Regions from separate parts of the Homo sapiens genome. Here region 2 is linked to region 1. A link is a loop called in an ENCODE intact Hi-C map of the cell type or tissue named here. Cell type or tissue: Caco-2. All regions are shown on one strand. Each heading gives the region's core, and the rest is flanking DNA. Links, peaks and the distances in the headings are about the cores only.

Region 1 (5,385 bases), core at 327-5,326:
ACTCCCACATGAACAAATTCTACAACAATTCTCTACCTGCCCCTCCCAGACACTCCAAGGAATTCTGTGTTGTTCAGAACAATGGCTGCATTCACACTTTCTGGAAGCCTGGTGTCAAGGACAGACACATCCACATGAACACTGCTTGCCACATTCCCTGGAGGAAGCCAAGGATGAGCTGTGTCATGTTGCTGCAAAAGAAGAAAAGAAACTTTGGAAAATGGAAGCAGCAGAAAATATTCCTACTGGGGACTATTTGAGCTCAATATCTATCCCAAAGTCATGAATTTCAGTGTGGATAGCAATTTAGAGATTTTTTTTTCCTGGCTGTAATTTTCATTTGATAATTTTCCAACATCTAAATCATTGTTCACGTTAGAATAACTGATGATAGTTAAGCCCGTTCTTTTCCCGTGTATTTGATCTCAGAACTAAGGTTTGAATGGGAGCACCACATTGTAGTTGAAAAGCTGTTCTCGCACTAGTTCTGCAATCTATATTGAAAGAGTTCTTTGCAGAAGAAGGGAAGTTAAAGGAGGGTCGATTTGGACTCTCAGTACAGAAGAATGGCTCACAGCTGTCAAAGCTGACAAAGGATGGACTTTATGCTTCAAAACACCGTGCTCAAGAAGAGCAAGACAAATTTTTGCACTGGGGGATCTAAGAGAAAATCAAACATCAGTAGGGTGATGGACTAGAATCTAGATGACCTTCCAGGTTCCTTCCAACTCTTTTGTGCCAATGTTTTCTGTTTGGGCCAAGAATAACAGTATTGTCCAAGAGCTGGTTTGTACGACTAGAGGCAAGGCATGCACAACCAGCAAGAAGTGCCTGCAGTGTGATTTGTAGAGTGATGCTGAGGTTCTCTGCCCCAAACTAACATTCCCACCACTCGGGCAGAGTAACATTGAAAATTACATTTAAGAAAATGCCAGGTTTGGATTGCATATTTTAACAGAAGTGTGGAGACTGTTACTGTTAAAAAAAAATTTAAGTCTATATTCGGCCAGAGTAAAGAGAAACTGAATCAACTTTCTCTAGCCAAAATAGAAAGCCTTAATAAAAAGGAGAGATGGTAGGGATAAGGATAACGATAATAGTTTAGTAGAGAACCTGTTATATGCGAACACTATACCAGGTGTATTACATAAATTATGTCATTTAAACTTCACTATTACACCCTCCTACCCCCATTTTAAAGATAAATAAACCACATCTCAGATAAGCTAAGCCACATGCCCAAAGAATGGGTGGCAGGTGCGTAATTTCAACAAGTACTCTGTGACTCTTGCCAAGAAGCTTCATTTGTAAGAACAAGAAAGGAGAGGCCAGTTCTGAGATGGTAGCAGAGGAGGTTGGTGGGAACACTAGAAGTGTGGTGCTGGGGAAGAGAAATCTCGTTATCTCAAACAACTTGGAGCAAGCCCAGAGCCCTCCTGGACATCCATGCTTGGGAGAAGTTGGAGTAATCAACCCATACAGTACTCCCATTTGGGGATTTTGTTTTCAGAATTAATCTCTACCTCCTTCTACCCTCCTGACTGGGAATCTACAAGCTGTGGAAGTCTGAAGAGGAAACCAAGTGGCTCCTGCAGAAGTTTAGGGGAGCCTGCCTTAACACAAAGGATCCAATGCAAGTCAGTTTACACTGTGACCACAGCCTCTCTCAAATGGGGGGGCATTAAGAATGTAAAGGAAGGAACAGATTTGAGACCCTGTGGAGGAAGGAGTGGCAGGTCGGCTGTCTGGTAGCAGATTAGACAACAGGGCAGGAAAGAAATCAAAGTCAAAATGGTCTCCAAAGTAGACTTGTCGCTGCTTCTGGGCAGAAGCTGTGCTCCCGGGTCAGTGAGGACAGAACTCCTAGCACAGTGCATGAAGACAGATTTCAAGTGTTTGAGCATGAATAATTGGGAGATATTTGGTAACATGGAATGAAGAGTTATGGCAATTAATTTGATGGAGGCCAAAAGAGAGGGGAAAGATGGTAATTCTGTTTAAGACATGACTGAGGCCAGGCGTGGTGGCTCACGTCTGTAGTCCCAGAACTTCGGGAGGCCAAGGTAGGCAGGTTGCTTGAGACCAGGAGTTCGAGACCAGCCTGGGAAAAATTGCAAAGTCCCCTTTTTACCAAAAAAAAAAAAAAAAAAAATTAGCCAGGTGTGATGGCATATGCCGGTAGTCCCACTACTCAGGCGGCTGAGGTGGGAGGGTCCCTTGAGCCTGAGAGGTTGAGGCTGCAGTGAGCTATGACTACACCACTGCACTCCAGCCTGGGCGACAGAGTGAGAACCTGTCTCAAAAATAAAATAAAATAAAAAATAAATAAATAAAAAATAAAAGCATGACTGAGTTTTTGGTGTATTGATAAATAAAATTCAAATAAGCCCTAACATTTTTATTCTAAAAGAGAACATACGTAAATGCCCTGAAGGGATTCTCTCCCCTCTGACATTCAATGAGTCATTGCCAATTAACTCCCTGGACACTTAAACTCATGCCGCAAATGACTTCAACTTTTTTGATGACCGCACTAGACCATATTATTTCCTTCAGTACATATTTCTATCCAGGATTCATTCAACAAATATTCATGGTGCATGGCCCAAAAGTGTTCAGGATGATCCAGATGTTGAGACTAACCTCAGGAAGCTAAGAACCTAATGGAGTGACGAGTCAGGTCCATGAATGACCAGAAATTATATTCAGAATTTTTAACAAATGTAAGGCATGGGCACTGACCAATCAGAATGGATTTCTCTATAGAACTGCATTAGGGTGTTGGAGGACCCCTGGCATTCCAGGCATTACTCTTTCAGTTGTTGGATCATAGGGAGATTCAATGGGGCTGGGAGTGGGGCCAGGGTTCTGGGTCACTCAGGGTGTTTAGGAAAGAGACTATTTACTAATTGATTCAATTTTACAGTCACTGGTACATCAGAATTAGTATATACTTGTTGATTATCAACCCTATAGGAGATATTACAGAGGCAAGAAATCTATCAGTTAGCTATAACTACCTAACAAACTCCCCTAAAGCACTGTGACTTTAAATAATGGCTATCAATTACTATGTTTCATGGGTGACAAATGAGTCAACTGATCTTGACTGGATCCATTCATGTGTCTTAGCCAACTGGGACCTCTACTCTGAGTGGAGCTTGACTGAGAACACCTTACCTCCACATGTCTCTCTTTCTCCTCTGGGACCAGTGACATAGTCCAGGTACATACTACTCATAGTGGTAGCACAGGTGCAAGAGGGAGCCCAATCACGTAAGTGCTTTTCCAAGTCTCAGCTTGCATTCTGTCTGCTAAATCTCATTGGCCAGAGCAAGTCATATGACCGAATAATTCAGAATCAAGGAGTGGGGCAATATCCTCCACCTTCTGATAGGAGGAGCTGCAGTCTCATGGAAAAGTTAATGGATACAGGAAGGGCTCAGGAATGCAGTCTATCACAGCGCCTCTCTCTCTCTCTCTCTCTCTCTCTCTCTCTCTCACACACACACACACACACATATACATACACACACACACATACACATACTCTTGCTCTCTCTCTCATCTGTTTAGTGTCCATTTCTACTTCTGAAAAGAGCACCTTAACTCTCCCTTAGGGAACAATACCTCCTCTGCTTTTGGTCCAAGGATTGTTGACTCTATCTCCCAGATCCCAAGAGTGGAGTATGGTTCAGCTCTCCACAATCACAGCATTCTATTCATTTTGGCCATGGTCATTAGTTCAGCAATAGGCATGTGACCCAAGTCAAGCTGATGGAATTAAATTCTAGGAGTTTTGTTGGAGTTATTAGGAAAGAAAAGTCTCTTTCTAAGGAAGTTGTTGAGAGGCTAAAACATAAGCCTATAGCTTCTGATAGCTATCGTGTTACAACGAGAGGAAACCTTGAGAATGTATCAGTTCAGAGGAAAACAGTGAGAGATTGAGCACATAAAACTGAATAAATAATGCTGATATCTTTTGATCCCCTGACTCCAACTGTGCCTGAACCATCACTCCTAAGATTTTCAGTTGTATGTGGCAATACCTCTACCCCCGACTTTTGTTTTTAACTAAATCAGTTTGAATTAGATTGGAGAGAGAGAAAACTAACTGTTAAGAAAACTAAATGAGAGAATTATTTTGGCCAGAAGGATTAAGGTAGGTTATTTAGAGAAGTTGTCATTTGAGCTAACCACTGTCTTGTTTAATGTCTCAGCATTTTTTGTTTTGTTCTGTTTTGTTTTTAATGCCTAAGAAACCCTTTCAATTCTTCATTCCCTGGGAAAGATAATTTACATGAAAAAGTACAGCAACAGCTGACACGCTTTGAAAAATGAGTTGTTGGCCACCTCTTTCATTTCTACTTGGCAAGTTTTAGGATGAAAATGAGATCTTTCCAGACAACACCCTAGTTAATTTTCCAGTTGGTCTAACACTGTATTTAAGAAACTTGCCTCCTAAGAGATTAGTTGGGCCCCACTGCGTTAGCGTGGCAATGTAACCCAATTGCTAAGCAGTTAATCTATTCATTATGTATATTTTCATTCTCAATTTTTTTTTTCTGAGAACCAACTGAAGCATGAGGGATAACATGGCTTTCTTAAGCAATTGCTTTCAAGTCCTGATGAAGAAATTTCCAAGCATAGATTTCAGCACAGTCTTTCTCAAAGTGGTCAAAGTCAGCTAGAAGGTTATATCTATAGGTGCCTTCTCTATAAGATACTCCTTCTCCCAAACAGAATTCATATTTCAATCAAGGTGACTCACACTTGGTCTTCTTTACATTTAGATGTCTCTCCATACACTCCATGCCTTTCTGAAATATCCTCTAGGACTGAAAATGTAATGCATTAAATAAAATCTCCAGAGACGTTCATATATCATCCCAACTGTTCCACTCAGATGGGTAATATTGACTATTCCAACTGTTTGTGCTGACGCTAATGTTAGAGACTAAAGAAATATCAAGGAGGAATATCTGTACAAATTTGCAAATGCTCATGGAACAACCACGGTAACAATTCCCACAGAAACATTAATATCCTAAGCTAACAGACGGAAAAAGAAATAAGCATGAACACAGTCCTATGGCCTCTCATTGCCCATTTTGAGACACCAAAGCATAAATTCATGCGTGTGTGTGTGTGTGTGTGTGTTTGTGTATCCAAACCAAGTATAAAATTAAACAATTACCAGGAAACCTCATTATTGTGGAAGGCCAAGCCCGTACTCATCAGCCACAAATTGTAGTCCTCAAGTCTCAATGTCTTGTTGATTACCTTCACATCACCTTCACATGCACTCCCACACCCCAAACACTCTGCTCAATCTTGGCGCTTTATCTGTTCACCAAATTCTTCAGAGCACAGGCAGGCACAGGT
Region 2 (5,385 bases), core at 255-5,254, 690 kb after region 1:
GGAACAACAGATTCAAAGAATATAGTGCTTTTCCTTGTCATCTTGTTAGTTCTGCATTAGCTAGTTGTTTGTGCTTAGAAAATTCTATTATTATCAACCAAGCAAAGCTTAAAGTAAATTAGTAAATCTTCCAATATAGGGAAATAGAATATTTTGTAAGCTTTCTGATAATTCACAGATTTGGATAATTAATGCTACTGCTCTGACATCCATACTTCTCTTCTGCTCATCTTTTTAGCTCCCTTTCCTAACTCTACAGTGGTATGAAAAATTTAAAGATGATCCCATGCAAAGGCAAAATAATGACCCCAGAGAGTTCAGGCACCTGCTATCTGCAATCTAGGTCTATGACCATTTAGAACTACCTCACCAGACAACACCTAGGGAAGGTGAGGAATATACAATAATACAAATGAAGTTCTTAATTGCTTCATCACTGGTACATAGATACCAGTTTCCTAATTTCTGTTAATACATCTGAGCAGTAAGCAAACGTACTGACAAGGGAAAAAACTATGCATGGACAGAATCTCCCTGTTGGCACAGCACAAAAATGTCATCAGCTTTAGGCAAAGATTAAGAACCAGAAATTATTATTTTCTGTGTCTTTCTACTTTAAAAAAATTAATATTCCAAAGCTTTTGGATAGATGTAAAAGCATTCTGAAAGAATTACTATCATGGGTCTCTGTCCCTGAAACAGCTCTTCCCGTTGAGCTCCCTTTCCTAACTCTACAGTGGTATGAAAAATTGAATACCCGCTAACCTAGCTTAGTATTGCCATACAATCACCCCACTCAAAAATTAGAAGCTACAAGGCTGGCAGATCACAAAGTCAGGAGTTTGAGACCAGCCTGACCAACATGGTGAAACCCCATCTCTACCAAAAATACAAAAATTAGCTGGGCATGGTGGCATGCACCTGTAATCCCAGCTACTCAGAGTGGAGGCTGAGGCAGGAGAATTGCTTGAAACCTGGGAGGTGGAGGTTGCAGTGAGCCAAGATCGTGTCATTTGCACTCCAGCCTGAACAACAGAGCGAGACTCTGTCTAGAAAAAAAAAAAAATTGAACCTACAAAGCCCTCCATTGTTTCTAAATACAATTTAATTTCTGCCCCCAAAGGAAGATGGTTTCGGAACTTCACAACGTTCTCTTAAACTTCCTTATTATTTACTGTTTTATCCATGAAAATCAAGAAGGACCTCAAGCCCACAGTGGTGTTGTTCTTTCTACCAACTCCATCTCTTTATTCATTATCACACAACCTTTTCTGCTACAGTACATAGCATAATTTGCTCCTGGTGGGCAGTAATGCCATCACATTCAGAGTGAGGGCTATTTTAAACCCTATCCCAGCCAAACCAGAACTGAACAACACTGAAAGCAACTACGAGGTTTCGGGAAAATGGGGAAGATAGTGACAGAAAGGAAGCCTGAGAAACTCAGACTGGAGGTGAAAGAGCAGCTGGAGGCCAAGATAGTCCCACTTGGGGAGGAGCAAGAATCCAAGGATCTCCTCCTTCTCTTAGCACTTACAAAGCTGACTCCAAAATAAATCCTGTATTTCCTGCTCAGTTAAATCTCCAGGACAATCCTATGAGACTGGCATTATCAACCTCATTTTATGGGTGAGGAAAGAGGCTCCAAAGAGCAAGGAACCGCACTGGGCCAGTGTGGTGTAAATCGGTCACACATAGACTGTCTGTTGAAGGGTGTTCTTACATTACTACACTAGCAATTAGAGACCTAAAATAAGATAGGAAGCTCTATGAGTCAGAGCTTAAGCCCTTGCCTTCAAGCAAGTATATATCTTAATTATATCAATTCTGTTCTTATAGATTTCCTACAAGGAACCCCCTCCATACTCACCCTCCATCACCCATTACAGTACTCTTTTCCTTTTGTCAACTGGATCTACCTTCTCTTAATTTAAACCCATTTTCTTTGTTGCTATCATCCAGAAGGGGTAAAGCATCTGGTTGTAGGGTTTCTAGCTAGAGCACTCTGTAAACTAAACGACCATTTAAAATAGCACCTAGCACAATGGCCAACACACAGTTGGTACTTAATAAACACGCTGAATAACTACATGAACAAATGCTAAAAATAAACCTTTCTTTATTATGAATGACTCTAGCATCAAATAAATTGTGTTATCAACAAAAACAACAAAACATTTCAAAACGTCTTCCATAATTGATTAAGTTGCATTTTTGCAACTATTGGCAGATCTAGATATGAGATCCAGGTATAAGGCATAATAGGCAAATCACACATGGCATAATGAGTGGCACACTGTAGCCATTCAATCTGGTGAATGAATTTAAATTATGCTGGGTTGGTTTTTTAATCACAATGAAACTTAAAAGACATACCCAATTTTTAACTCTCAGACAAATAAAACACATTCCCAAGTTTAGCATCTTTAGACAGTATTTTCCATCTTTTGTCAAACATATTCACTCAGTCATTTTACAACTGCCTATGTACTCGTTATAACTTGAACATAAATTTCTCTTAGATTGTGTAAATGTGAGTCTAAACAAATCACAGCAAAGGAAAACGTTTATCTGAATTTTCTCATCACAATTTGCTACAAACATTTTTTAACTCTTTCCTCATTTTCAACAGAGTAAAAACTTCTTGTCCAGTTTATGCAAAATGGGTATTTTATCATTTGTAATTAAATGGACAAAAGGATAGGGTTATCACACCACCTTGTGGACCGTAAGGGTATTGCTGCTACAGAGCCAAAGCACATTTTAAGAACGAGAAGGTAACATGGAACATCAGCTGTTCATGCTTTTCCCTTCCCCTCCAGGTCTTCTGCCCCAAATCTACATCTTCAAATACTACCCGCTCCTCAAAATACAGTTTAAATGTCCCCCTCATAGAACCTTCTAAATCAAACTTATCTCTTCTCTAAATTTCCATGCTGCCTTATCTGGTTCTTCTTATTTTCTACTTCATATTGTATAGTCTTATCTCCCCTGCTAGACTGTAGGTATTTTGAGGATATGTGGACAGTCACCTTCAGACGTGTACTGAAGCCAGTTCATACCTACTCTCATCAATAGCTTAACATTCAGAAAGCTTGCAAGCTGGTTGTTAAAGTGTTGGTAGCTTGAAATTAGCCATGGTAGGTGCATTTACAAAATGGAAGTCAGGAAAAAAAACAACTGTAAATCCGAACACTTGTAAAACTTTGTTGACCAACTTTAACTTCTTCATATCTCATTGTCTCTACAGTAATATGTAGTGAGGAGAGGTAGTGATACTGCCTACCTCACAGGACTCTTTTAAGGATAAAAGAACCCACATAAAATGTTTTGTCTAATGTCGGGCACATAGTATGTGTCCGCCAAATATTATAATAACTATTCCCGATAACTCTATCATGGTGCACTGCAAGTAGCAGATCCTCAAAACATTCAATTGTTAAATGACAATCAAGAATTTCAATGAGAAATTTTCAGATATGTTAACACTGATGGTAGTCCCAGCTTAACAATAGGCCAGATCATTATAGGAGACATAAACTCTTTAATTATAAATAATCCAGATATTTTCGCTTGCCCTGACTCCCATCTTATTCCTGCTTGAAATCCATCTCTCTCTCCCCCTCATCTCTGCTCTCTCTCCTTGTCTCCTGCATTTCTCTTCCATTTTTACTCACTCTAAAGTGCCTTCCTCTCTCCTTCTTTTTACCACTTTATTTCATAATGCAAAATAAATAATTTATGCCTCACTTTGTTCCAGAAAAGGTTTGCAGTGAATAATAGATAACTTGGTTTCATGTTTAGTGAATAAGGATTTTATACTTCTCCAAGGGAAGGAATTGAAGTCGCTTTTTACCACTTCTATCAGTGATTCCATGATCCTGTTTGATTGGTCCTTGGCAGAAAATGGGTTCTTTATATAGACCTTTGGGGAAAGACGAAATTAAGTTTCCAAGTGCAAAGTGGAAAACTAAATTGCCATGAATTCCAAATACTTTCCAACAGGGAAGCAAAAAAATGTCCTTATCTTTTAGGGTTGATGTGGGCCACATTTCCAACTATATAATCTCTCGCTGCTTCTCTGATCTGGATTAGAATAAATTCTATCTTAAATAACCTTCCACCAAACGTCTTTTGCCAACTCTCTTCTGTGAGCTTCTCTTCCTCTCACCTCACTTCAGCTACCTCATCCCAATGCTAACATGGTGTTTTAGATACAAGGTTGCTTCCAGTAGCTAACTATGTTTGAGGATCAGCCAATAGCTTCATTCGCTCACTAAAAAGTACAACCAAAGATTGAAACAACTAATTATTTGCAAAAACATGTTTGGAATAAAACTCCAGTTGTTCAAATGTAAATCTATTGATCAAAAATAAAATTTTCCTTATTTATCAATTATTAATTAGCACAGTTTTTTAATGCAGGAAAAAAATTAAAAGTATTGGCTTTTCTCTAAGATGAACATTTGCCCTAGAATATATAAATACTGTCCATGATCATTTCTAGTTTAAAAATACACATAGGCTAAAACGAATAGCATGTCTTAAGTCATTGATTAAACGCAAGGCGTTTTGTTTAGTGGAATTTCTACTTCAGTGTTGGTCTACACAATACCCTTACCCAAGAACATATGGCTGATGCAGTACATGACAAGAAGGGGCTTTGCCTAAGAAGTGAAAATAAGGTGGGTGAGTCAGAAATTTAAATTTCAACTAACCTAAAGGCAGCTATAAGATGAGGCAATATATTGTATTTTATTCACCTCGTGGTCTATTCCAAAGGACACTGTCAAACACAATGATTCTTTTACCCACCAGCTGTCACCAACAAGTTAGCTATACTTTGTACTTTCCCTTTGTGCTTGAAAGCCAAAGCTAGAGCAGATGGCTGGATTAAGTGCCAGAGCAAAGGTAAAATTGGCTATTTCATCTGAACAGGTACTGCCAGACTTCATTAAGACAAAAGCCCCAGCAACAAATACCTACAAAATCTAGGGTCTGGAAAGTGCAATCTGAACTGCTTGTTTAATTTACCAACTAAAAACAAAAATGCTCTTTGGGGGAAAACTTTACCTAATTTGCTAAGAGATGAAAAAAGACACACATATTTCATCTGCAGTGAGAAGTGGTTTCCTGTGTCATTAACCCTGTAATTTCCAGGCTCTGTAAAAAACAAATTATATTCAATGTTCTTCTAAGCTAAGCTCATGGGTGAGTTCCAGAACGTGAAATTTAATCTTCCAGAGCTCAAACTAACAAAGCAAAGATGTTTGAAAATACTTGACTTTTTTAAAAACTGCAAATTAAAATGATAAGAGAACAGCTAAATGAACAACTAAATGAAAGACTTTCAAACTGAGGGATTAAAGCTAGAGTCAGGGTTCA

The links. Hi-C counts contacts between places; a loop is a spot of excess contacts. Peaks named below come from ENCODE experiments on the same cell type or tissue, not always from the same donor. Only the 100,000 strongest peaks of a DNase experiment are listed, where the experiment ranks them.
Region 2: it touches region 1 in a loop (14-fold over the local background); 1 of 110 quality-filtered maps calls a loop at or near these places.

Annotation. Positions count from the first base shown.
Region 1 is chr3:3,601,045-3,606,429 of GRCh38, forward strand. No RefSeq gene overlaps it. Among named protein-coding and RNA genes, the nearest start is that of LRRN1, 200 kb to the right of the region's middle. In Caco-2, for the core only: no CTCF peak of the experiment used is centred there; a DNase peak (open chromatin) is centred at 3,367.
Region 2 is chr3:4,287,752-4,293,136 of GRCh38, forward strand. It overlaps a transcript of SUMF1 not described here. Among named protein-coding and RNA genes, the nearest start is that of SETMAR, 13 kb to the right of the region's middle. In Caco-2, for the core only: a CTCF peak has its summit at 2,701; no DNase peak of the experiment used is centred there.